Linked DNA regions of Homo sapiens: region 1 is linked to region 2. Evidence: read pairs that join two places in POLR2A ChIA-PET (ENCODE). Cell type or tissue: A673. All regions are shown on one strand. Each heading gives the region's core, and the rest is flanking DNA. Links, peaks and the distances in the headings are about the cores only.

What was found. Peaks named below come from ENCODE experiments on the same cell type or tissue, not always from the same donor. Only the 100,000 strongest peaks of a DNase experiment are listed, where the experiment ranks them.
Region 1: POLR2A ChIA-PET joins it to region 2 with 15 read pairs; 1 of 35 experiments calls an interaction of 5 or more read pairs at or near these places.

Annotation. Positions count from the first base shown.
Region 1 is chr22:39,449,947-39,455,159 of GRCh38, reverse strand. No RefSeq gene overlaps it. Among named protein-coding and RNA genes, the nearest start is that of MGAT3, 4.5 kb to the left of the region's middle. RefSeq lists a cis regulatory region at 2,044-2,592 and an enhancer at 5,200-5,213. In A673, for the core only: no CTCF peak of the experiment used is centred there; a DNase peak (open chromatin) is centred at 2,719.
Region 2 is chr22:38,722,614-38,728,089 of GRCh38, reverse strand. GTPBP1 (GTP binding protein 1) reads right to left here. Exons shown (of 12, transcript NM_004286.5): 6 at 3,679-3,793; 7 at 1,940-2,084; 8 at 1,650-1,832; 9 at 742-877; 10 at 1-107. It also overlaps the pseudogene PRDX3P1. Among named protein-coding and RNA genes, the nearest start is that of GTPBP1, 19 kb to the right of the region's middle. In A673, for the core only: a CTCF peak has its summit at 2,930 (motif pointing left); a DNase peak (open chromatin) is centred at 2,939.

The sequences.
Region 1 (5,213 bases), core at 214-5,213, 730 kb before region 2:
TTCTCCGGCCCCCAAAGAACCTTCAATTTCTGCTCAAATGTGTCCCCCTCCCCCAATTCCCCATGCCACAGCTCTCCCTGCCTGGGACTCATTCCCCTCTGGAAGGGACCGCCTCACAGACACTTTCCTTCCCCAGAACCTTCTCTCCCTCCCTGAGCCTTCAGCAGCAACTCTGGGCGTCCCTCAGCCCATGAAAGAAGTGCTGTTTCAAGTCTGGATTCTCCATTGAACTCGTTCTGAGCATCAAGAAAACCTTGACATTGGCCCCCAAGCACGAAGGCAGGCACAAAATAATCACATTCCTCCATTTCCATTGCTCCTGGCAAAGGGGAGGAGGACCTGCCCAAGCCCCAGCCCCTGCCCTTGAGGCCCAGTGAGAAGTAAAGACACGCCCCACTCCCCAGGGAAGCTGCCCTGCCCAGAGCTGGCCAGGGTCAGGGGACTTGCTTGCTCTCCATCTTCCCCCAGCTTGGGTCTTTGTTCTCCTGACCTTTCCAGATTCCCAAGCTTCTTGGGAGGCCGAAGTGGAGTCAGCCTTGTTGGGTTCATACCAAAGTCCGCCTCCATGTCCTCAATGCGGCACTCAGTGTGTTGGGCGCTGTGTGGCAAGTACATCTTCCCCACGCCCAGCCTGTCAGAGATAAGTAACTTGCTCGGTCACACAGCCACAGCTGGGCACACCAGGCCCCACCCTCCACCCTCCCAGCTCAGGCCCTGTGGTGCCAGAAGCCTCCCTCCCAGAGAGCTGGCCAGAAGGGTAAACATCCCCCAATTCCTTCCTCCCACATGGCCCCTGTCACTCTTTTCCCCTCCCACATTCACAGAGGCCTGGCACACAGTAGGCACGGAGGTGCTCAGCAGGTGGAGAAGCTGAATCCCAGGGAGCTTAAGACCTGGGTTCTATGCCAGCTCGCCAAGTGTTCCAGTCATTTCAATCCCTAAGCCTCAGTATCTTCATCTGCAGAATGGGACGAATCACTGCCCTGACATCGCATTGACATCAATGGAATCTGGTTCTCTCCATCCTCTCCCAGCCGTCCTCCAGGCCCCACGATGACGTGGGGGAGGCTGGGGCTCCAAGCTCCATGGTGATATGGGGGAGGGTGGTTGGTGGCCCTCTTGCCCCACTGCTCCTCTAGGGGCTGAGCTGCCTGACAAGGAGGCTGTGGGAGCTGGAGGTGGGAAAAGCCCAGATACAAGATTAGCCAATCTCAGGCGGTGTCTCCTTACAGCCCTGCTGTCCCCTTTCACCCAGGCCTTTTTGGCTCTGGGAACAATTGCTAGGTCTGTTACCCTTTCAGCAGCTGCTGCCTGGCCTGTGGGAGCCGCATTCCACCTCCCTGGGGCATCTCACTCCTGGCCCTGGGTCTCCAGGTGGGGAGGCTCCTCACCCATGCCATGAAAACCAAGCCACAGGCCAGGCGCAATGGCTCACGCCTGTAATCCCAGCACTTTGAGAGGCCAAGGTAGGCGGATTACTTGAGGCCAGGAGTTTGAGACCAGCTTGGCCAACATGGTGAAACCCCATCTCTACTAAAAATACAAAAATTAGCCGGCCGTGGTAGCACATGCCTGTAGTCCCAGCTACTGGGAAGGCTGAGGCACAAGAATCCCTTGAACTCGGGAGGTGGAGGTTGCAGCGAGCTAGGACCGCACCGCTACACTCCAGCCTGAGCAACAGAGTGAGACCCTATCAAAAAAGAAAAAGAAAAAGAAAGAAAGAAAGAAAGAGAGAACCAAGCCATCAAGCCCCAGCCCTGCCAAGGCTCCAGGTGGTCAGGGAGCATGGCGGTGCAGTGGGCAGAGTGAGCTGGCTCCGGTCGGGGCCCTCCGAGCTGCGCCAGGGCTCCACACTCAAAGCCTAGGCCCATTGGTCTGCAGAGTGGGCATAAAGGTGGCCACCTGACAGCGTGTGGGGAGGGTGAGGGAGGTGGGATGTGTGACAAGGTGGTGCTGGGCAGCACCGAAGGTGTTTGATAAAGGGTCCTTTGAGAAATTAAAATGAAATCCCAAGCCCCCCAACAGCCCCCCGTCTTGGCCAAGGGAACCCCAGAGAAACCTTGAAAGCTGAGTGCTTGGCTACAACAGAATGGGAGGTCAGACACTCCTCGATACAGCCCCTCCTGAACCCCTTCCTTAGGGAAGAAAGCCTGCTGACGGTTAGGGCTAGCCAGAAACCAGCCCTTTTGAAAGACTTCACCACTGATACCAACCAGCTGTCCGATGCTATCCCTCTTTTGCAGTTTTGACACAATAACTGACCATCATCCCTTCCTGATAAGAAACCATTGTCCAGACAGTCTAAAGTGGACGCCCAGTGAAGGTGTTCGTCAGAGATAAGTGACTTGCTCAGTCGCACACAGCCAGCCCTGGGCACAGCCGGGCACAGCCAGGCACACCAGGCCCCACCCTCCACCCTCTACCCTCCCAGCTCAGGCCCTGTGGTGCCAGGAGCCTGCCTGAGAGCTGGCCAGAAGGGGACACAGCCCCCAATTCCTTCCTCCCACATAGCCCCTGTCACTCTTTTCCCCTCCCGCATTCACAGAGGCCTGGCACACAGTAGGGTCCTGTGCTTCACCTTTTGACATCAGAGGGCTGAAAAACACCCTGCGATCACACTAACGCCACCATTTTTTTGCATGTGTGACTCACTAAGGGGCATGAAGCTTAATTGCACAGGTCCCTGTTTCTCCTTACATCAATATTCATGACTCCCCCTATAGCTTATTAAATATGTATATTCAGCCACCCTGCTCTGTATAAATTCCTGTTCCCTTTGCCCCTCCCTTGAAGCATGTGTTCCTGGCTTCTGGCTGGAAGCTATGCTTCCCAGCCTGTCAGAATGGCTGCCCTGCAGGCTGCAACCCTTTATGAGAAATAAAGCTCTCCTTTCCAAATTTGTGAAACTCATTGTTCTTCTGTTGGCGACTTCCTTCCCCAACACTGGCCAGGTGAAGTCAGATCTGTCCCCTTTCTACCCTCCCCCACATACACTCCATTCAGCTGAGCTTGTCCCATCCACTGGCAGCCCTCTGAAATGCTTGCAATTTCTCTGCCTTTTTTTTTTTTTTTTTTTTTTGAGACGGAGTCTCACTCTGTCACCACGCTGGGGTGCAATGGTGTGATCTTGGCTCACTGCAACCTCCGCCTCCCGGGTTCAAGCGATTCTTCTGACTCAGCCTCCCGAGTAGGTGGGAAGACACGTGTGCACCACAATGCCCAGCAAATTTTTTGTATTTTTAGTAGAGACAGGGTTTCACCAAGTTGGCCAGGATGGTCTTGATCTCTTTTTTTTTTTTTTTTTTCTTGAGACGGAGTCACTCTGTTGCCCAGGCTGGAGTGCAGTGGTACAATCTCGGCTCACTGCAAGCTCCGCCTCCCGGGTTCACACCATTCTCCTGCCTCAGCCTCCCAAGTAGCTGGGACTACAGGCGCCCGCCACCACACCCGGCTAATTTTTTGTATTTTTAGTAGAGACGGGGTTTCAACGGGTTAGCCAGGATGGTCTCGATCTCCTGACCTCGTGATCTGCCTGCCTTGGCCTCCCAAAGTGTGGATTACAGGTGTGAGCCACCGTGCCTGGCCGGTCTTGATCTCTTGACCTTGTGATCCACCAGCCTCGGCCTCCCAAAGTGCTGGGATTACAGGTGTGAGCCACCGCACCTGGCCAGTTCTCTGGCTTTTTAAAATCTCTGTACCTGGCATATCTGTGTTCTGCCCAAAACGCCTTTTTGGAAAAACTCCTACTCATCCTTAAAGACCCAGCCCAGGTGTCTCCTCCCCTCAAAGGCCCCTGAAGGGCTTCTGGTTTCCAGGAGCCCTGCTTGCCTCCATTTGGAGAATTCTCACCTCAAGGCCTTTACTGCTACTGGGTTCTGCCTGGAGTGCCCTTCCCAGCCCAGCCCAAAGAGCTCAGCTCAAATGCCACCTCTCCAGAGTCTCCTCTCACTCCCTTTCTTGGGACCTGAGCACTTCCTGTCTGCTATCCTGGGCTCCTCACCTGGCCTTGCTGTGAGCTCTTGGGCAACTAGGATGAGAGAAGTTTCCCCTAGCCCCTAGCTGGTGCTGGGGACAGAGGGCCCTAAGGGAGGGGCCCCTGCTGGTCCAGGTAGGGTGTCTGGGCCAAGTCTTGCTGGTCAAGCCCTCTAGGCTTGCGTGGCATTGAACAAGTCCCTTCTCTACCATCCTTACTTTCTACACTTGCCGAGTAGGGGTAATGGATTAGATAGGGATCCATTACTTGGGGGAGTCAAGGGATCCAGCAATCTCCTAAAATTCCCAGTAGCATGGTGTGTGTGACTGTGAGCATGTGTGAGTGTGTGCATGCATGTGAACACAGGTGCATGTACACCTGTGGAAGCGTGTGCATGTGTGTGAACATGGGTGCATGTATACATGTGCAGAAATGTGTGCATGCATGTGTACATGGGTGTGTGCCCCTGCCCATCTGTGTGTGTATATGAGTGCACGTGCACATGCGTGTTTTGGGGGAAGCATCCATGGCTGTTATCAGATTCTCAAAGGGAGCAGGCCCTGGGTGGGAAATCCTGGCCTGTCCCACAGGAGAGACGGCTGTGGGCACCAGGAGCACCTCTTCCACCTCCCCCTTCCACTGCCCTTGCCTGGCCTGTGTTCTTGCAGCCGCCTCCCCACTGGTGGGCAAAGTCAGCTCACCTCCCTGCTCTGCGCAGATTGTGCGGTGGCTGCCGCCTCCACTCAGAGGGAGGCCAGAGACCTGTCGGCCAGTTACCTCTCTGGCCTCCTCCCCTCTACTCTCATCCACTGGCACACTAGCTCCGTTGGTGCTGGCGGTCCCCTCTGCCTGAACGCTCCAGCCCCAGGTACCCACAGCTCCTCCTACTTCCAGCCTGGGCTCTGATCTGGGTCTTTGGGACCACCACAACTCAGGGCAGCCCCCCGTCCCTTTGCTTGCCCTTCTTTCTTCCATAGCACATTTCTCTTTCCAGCATACTAGGTAATTGACTCATTGATTAAATTTCTTGTGTATTTTGCCCGTCTCCTCACTGTCTCCTGCTGCTGTCTCCTCGGCATCTGGCTCAGCCTAGCACATGGTAGGTGCCCAGTCGGTACTGTTGCAGGGACGGAAACTGCAGACAACCCCTCCCTGGCCTCTGTGTGTGCATTTTGGGGGTTGCCCCATCTGTGTCTACCGCTGGCGGTAGGGCATGAGGGCTGGTGAGAGCCCAGGGAGA
Region 2 (5,476 bases), core at 309-5,308:
AGGGGTCTTGATGAAGCGGAAGTGTACAGTGGCCTTGTCCCCAGTGCGCAGACAGTCCTTGTCCATGCTCAGAATGGTGGCTGTCTGCCTGATGCTCCCACAGTGCACTGTCAAGGAAGCCAGAGGTCAGGATAGGCTGGAGCCACCTGGTGGCTTCAGGACAACGGGAGGCAGTGAGTGAAAGCATGAAATACGCTTAAGCTGTGGAAGGGTGGGGGCTTATCTCTGGGGCTACAGACCCCCGTGAAGCCTGTTCTTGGCTCTGATCCTGCCTTACCATCTCCCACCTTTTCCTCCAGCTAATGCCCACCCGTCATCCCCCACCCCCAGGCCCTGGGCAGACAAGGGTCCCAGTTCCTGGGATTACAGCACACTGCACATGCACCTCCTCGCTGGACTGTGGGCTTCTGCGGGGAAGGATCCTTGCCCATCTACTTCATCTTTGTTCCCAGCACCTTAGCAACACCGCTGGGCACATAGCAGCGTTCAGCAGACCTTGCTGAAGGATTGCATGTGAGGTCCCTGAGGACAGGTCTGGGTCTCAAGAGCCCAGCCCTCAGTGTTTGTGGGAAGGAATCAACACTGCGGCTCATGGGTAGAACAGAAGGAACGGCATCACTAAACAGGAAGGAGGCCTACCACCCAGCTGCAGCTGGAACTAGGGGGCCTGGGTTGCTGGAACACCTTCTGAGGGGAGCTAACACGACGGCCTCCTGGGCTGGCAGGGCCTTAGACACCTACCCATGGCCTGGTAGCGCGGGCTAATTGTGGTGGGGTGGTGGAGGACGAGAATCTCGGCCTCAAACTCCCAGGAGGCTTGGGGATTCAAACGTGGGGAAACCATCACCATGCCCTTCCGGATGGACGAGCGCTTGATCTGAAAGAAAGAGGGAGCCCCAGCCCTCAGGGACAATTATGCCTTCTGGTTTCACCCCTGGTCCCAGGGACCAAGAGTCTTTCTAGGGATAGGGACCACCCCAACTCTGCCTGGTTTCCTCACCAACTGGACCACAGGCCTTCTAGGGTGGACAGCACGAGCACCCTCAGTGCTCCATGGGAAGACTCAACACTACTACTGGGGGTCAGGAAGGCTTCATGCGGGAATCAGCACTTCAGCTGCTCGGCCATGAAGGACGCATGAGGAAGCAAAGGCAGGCAAGCATTCAGGGGGAACAACAGGTGGGCATGACCTGACCACTGTGGGGAAGAAAGTCCTACTATTCCTGGTTAATTTAGTTGGTGGGTAAAGGTAGGTGACCCCTGAACTACAACCCACCCCAAACCCCAGGAGATAGAAGGCTGAATGGGAAGAGGATGTGGCGCAGATCCCAATGGTCCTATGTAGAAGGATCCTTGCACAGCAGGGATACTCCTATTTGACCTCACCACTGAGCTCAGGCCACCCTGCTCAGGCACCAGAGGGAGGAACGGAGCTTAGAAGGAGGCATTCCTCGCTCTAGCACTTACAAGCTGTGTGTCTTGGGCAAGTCCCTGGGCTCTGAGCCTCAGTTTCCTCATCTGTAAAAATGAAGCCAGTAATCCCGACCTTGCAGAGCAGCCATGAGGACTAGAGTGGGTGAGCAGGGCATCTGGCCAAGAGCCTAGCATGATGGAGTCTGAGGGGAGCGTTCAGTATCATCGCTACTCACCTTCTTCAGCGCAAAGGATGCTGTCTGGCCACCCCGCACCTCCTTGACAGGCATGCGCTTGCGATGGATGGATTTGACAGCAATGGACAGGAAGTTACCCAAGGGGTCTGGGCCCAGCAGCAGCGTGTCATTCAGCTTGATCAGGCCTCTCAGTGTTGTCCCCGAAACCACTGTCCCCACACCCTGCCAAGGAGAAGACCCTGGCCTCATAAGTGCATCCCCAGCACAGACCCACCCCCTGATGCCACTGTAGGAAGTGCCCACCCAGCTACCCGCCCAGAGCCACTTACCGGGACGGAGTAGGTGTCATCAATCTGAAACTCAGCAGGCTCCTCCTCCCTGTAGCTGGTGCGGGGGGAGAGGAGGTTGAGGAACATCTTCAGCAGATCTAGGTTCTCGCCTGTAACGTTGGAGATCTGGAATATCGGGCACATCCTAAGCAGAGGGAGAAGAGGAAGGAAAAAAGGAGAGAGGCACTCAGGAGACCAGGTCCTGCCCTGACACAGACCAGGGGCAGCAACAGGGCTCGAGGAGCAGATGCCACTATTCATGACTCCACCTCTCCCTCACCTGCCTCCAAGGGCTTGACCTCTTTGCCCTGACCTAGCAAGCTCCTGGCCAGCCCTACTCTGAGGCCTTCTTCTCTCACTCAGTTCTGTCTCTGACACCTGTCCTCTCCTCTCTGTCCTCCACCACTGCCCTAGTTTGGAACCTCATGACTGCTTCTTCCTAAAACACACGCATGCTTGCTTAAAATCCTTAACCGCCTTTCCACCACAGAGAAGATACCCCAAATCCCTCTCCCAACACTCACAGCCCTTTGGCTTGGGCTTGTAGCCATCTCTGCAGATTCACTTCTCGCAAATTCCTATATTCCAGCCACACCAGAGAACTCTCCCTTCTCCTAAAACTTTGGAACTTTTCTGCCCTTGTGGATTTGCTCACTCTGACCTTCCTTCCTGAATTCTTTCCCTTTTATGCAACTACCAGGCCCTCTCACCCTTCAGAGCTCATCTCAAATACCACTTCTTCCATGAAATCCTTCCTGGGTGGACACTCTTGACTCCTCTGAGTTCCTGGAGAGCTTTTTCTCTATTACACATGACTGCATCTGATTTTTCATCAGAGTCCTGTAAATGGCCTCTATTGCTCCTATTCAGGGTGACTGAATTAAAATCCTTGAGATCACGAATTACACATTCCCCACAGCTCCTAGAATAGTGCCTGCACAGAATAGGCACTCAAGAATATCAACAAGCTCAAATGGGGCTGTCTGAAATGTGCCCCCTCTGCAGGCTAACTGATGGTACTGAAGATCACATCAGGGCAGAGGCATAGGCAAAAAGCCAGGCTGCTCTGGGCCTGGCGCTATAGACCAAGCTCTGGGCAAACAGGCAGAGTTAGTAGAGTTCACCATTATCGAGAGAGCATCTCTCACCAAGGAGCTGAACACCTTGAGGACAAGGATTGTGTTCAATTCAACTCTGAATCCTCAACATCTAGATGAAGAGTCTCGCAGAACAAACATCCAATAAATATTTATGGAATGAAAGAATACATTAATGAGTAAATGCCAAAACTGATCTGATTAGTGAGCTTTTGAGGAACAACAGTATAAAAAACTGAGTTACAAAAATGGCTGTGTATTTACCATCCATCAGCCAGGCAGGGCATTAAGTGCTCTACATACTTCATTTCCAACATTCACGGGAGCCCTACAGGGAAGGGAATGTTATTCCCATTTCACAGATAAGGACACTGAAGTCTCAGCCGGGATGCCAACCCCAGGAATGCCAGCACCTCACAATCTGGGTTACGTGATATTACCCCTGGGCAACAATGCTGGCTTGGGAGACCCTGCGCTAAGATTGGAAGCTTCTATTTCCTCCGATCTCTGAATAGGGAGAGGTGTTGATGTGGTGTTTTCATGAGACCTTATGCCCAAACTGACAGCCATTCCAGGCCCATCACTCACTGTGGTCCTGCCTGCAAGGGTGCCTGTCTGAAGTGTGCGCTCCCCACGCGTTACCTTTCAGAGCTGAAGTTGGAGGCTGTGACAATCACATCATCTTTGCTCTGCACCAGCACGGGGATCTTCCGGCAGCCTGGTGACTTCAGCAGGCGCTGTAACAGCTTCAGGGTTTCTTAAAGGGTGCAATGGAACAGAATTAGGGGGACACAGCCTTCTCTTTGGCCAGGCTTTAAGAGCAAGATGGGTCCACTCATTACTGATGCAAGCAGGAGACAGACAGATAGATGGACCAGTGTTAAATGCCACAATGCCTGGAGAAGCAAAAAGGAGGATCAAAACTTTGGGTGCTGCTAGAGTAAGAAAAGCACAGATGGGGCCTCTTTTCTAGGGTTCTGCGTCTGAAACCTGGCAGATTTCTCTTGTGTCTAGACGACCTGCCTCCTGTAAGCATGTGACTTGAGGGTCCCCAAGAAAAACAATTCACTTCACACTTCAGTTCTCAGAATGCACTACTTCCTGGAAAAAAATCTCATCCAACAAAAAGGATCTCTTAGACATTTAGAAGTCTACAGAGACCCTTATTATGAGGCTTCCCAAAGGGATACTTTTCTACAATCTTTAGCAGTGAGGGAGAAAGGCATGAAGGCTTAGTCCTGCAACCCTGTGTCAAAGCTTTGGTGGCAAAAGGTAATCAGACCCTCTGTCCAAACTTCCCCGTATATATCCAGCTTAGCTGGTAGAGCCCAACTCCTTCTGCCTGGGGTCACCTGAAAAGAGGTGCCAGATTCAGGATCTCAAGATTTCTGCATTTGGAACCAGAAGGAACAAGGAAGAGGATAATTCTAGGCTGTGTTCAGACCAAGAACTAAATAGGGGAGGAAGTAGCAGAAGATTCTGGGCTGATGGAAATTCAGGCCAAGACCTAAGTACAAGACAAAGGAAGTTTCGCCCGCGTGCACTGAAGATGGTAGCTGCTGTGGGAAGGCTACTCTGAGCATCGGCTGCCCGACATGTGAGTGCCATTCCTTGGGGCATTTCTGCCACTGCAGCCCTCAAGCTTGCTGCTTCTGGAAGAACGAGCTTGACAAACATATTATGGTCTGGTTCCAGTCAAGCAAAATTCTTTAGCACCAGCTCCTCATACCATGCACCTGCTGTCGCCCAGCATGCACCCTATTTTAAGGGTACAGCCATTGTCAATGGAGAGTTCAAAGACCTAAGCCTTGATGACTTTAAGGGGAAATAATTTGGTGCTTTTCTTCTATCCTTTGGATTTCACCTTCGTGGTCCTACAGAAACTGTTGCTTTTAGTGACAAAGCTAAGGAATTTCATGATGTGAACTGTGAAGTTGTGGTCTCAGTGGATTCCCACTTTAGTCATCTTGCCTGGATAAATACACCAAGAAATAATGGTGGTTTGGACCACATGAACATCCCACTCTTGTCAGATTTGAGCAAACTTCCTGAGACTACGGTGTGCTGTTAGAAGGTTCTGGTCTTGCACTAAGAGGTCTCTTCATAACTGACCCCAATGGAGTCATCAAGCACTTGAGCGTCAATGACCTCCCAGTGGGCCGAAGCGTGGAAGAAACCCTCCACTTGGTGAAGGCGTTCCAGTATGTAGAAACCCATGGAGAAGTCTGCCCAGCAAACTGGACACTGGATTCTCCTACAATCAAGCCAAATCCAGCTGCTTCCAAAGAGTACTTTCAGAAGGTAAATCAGTAGATCACCCATGTGTATCTGCACCTTCTCACCCCAGAGAAGAAACACAGTTGAAGCCTGCTTTTATCATTTTATAGATGATTATCTGTAGAAGGCAAGGAACCAATTATGCTTGTACTCATAAATATTA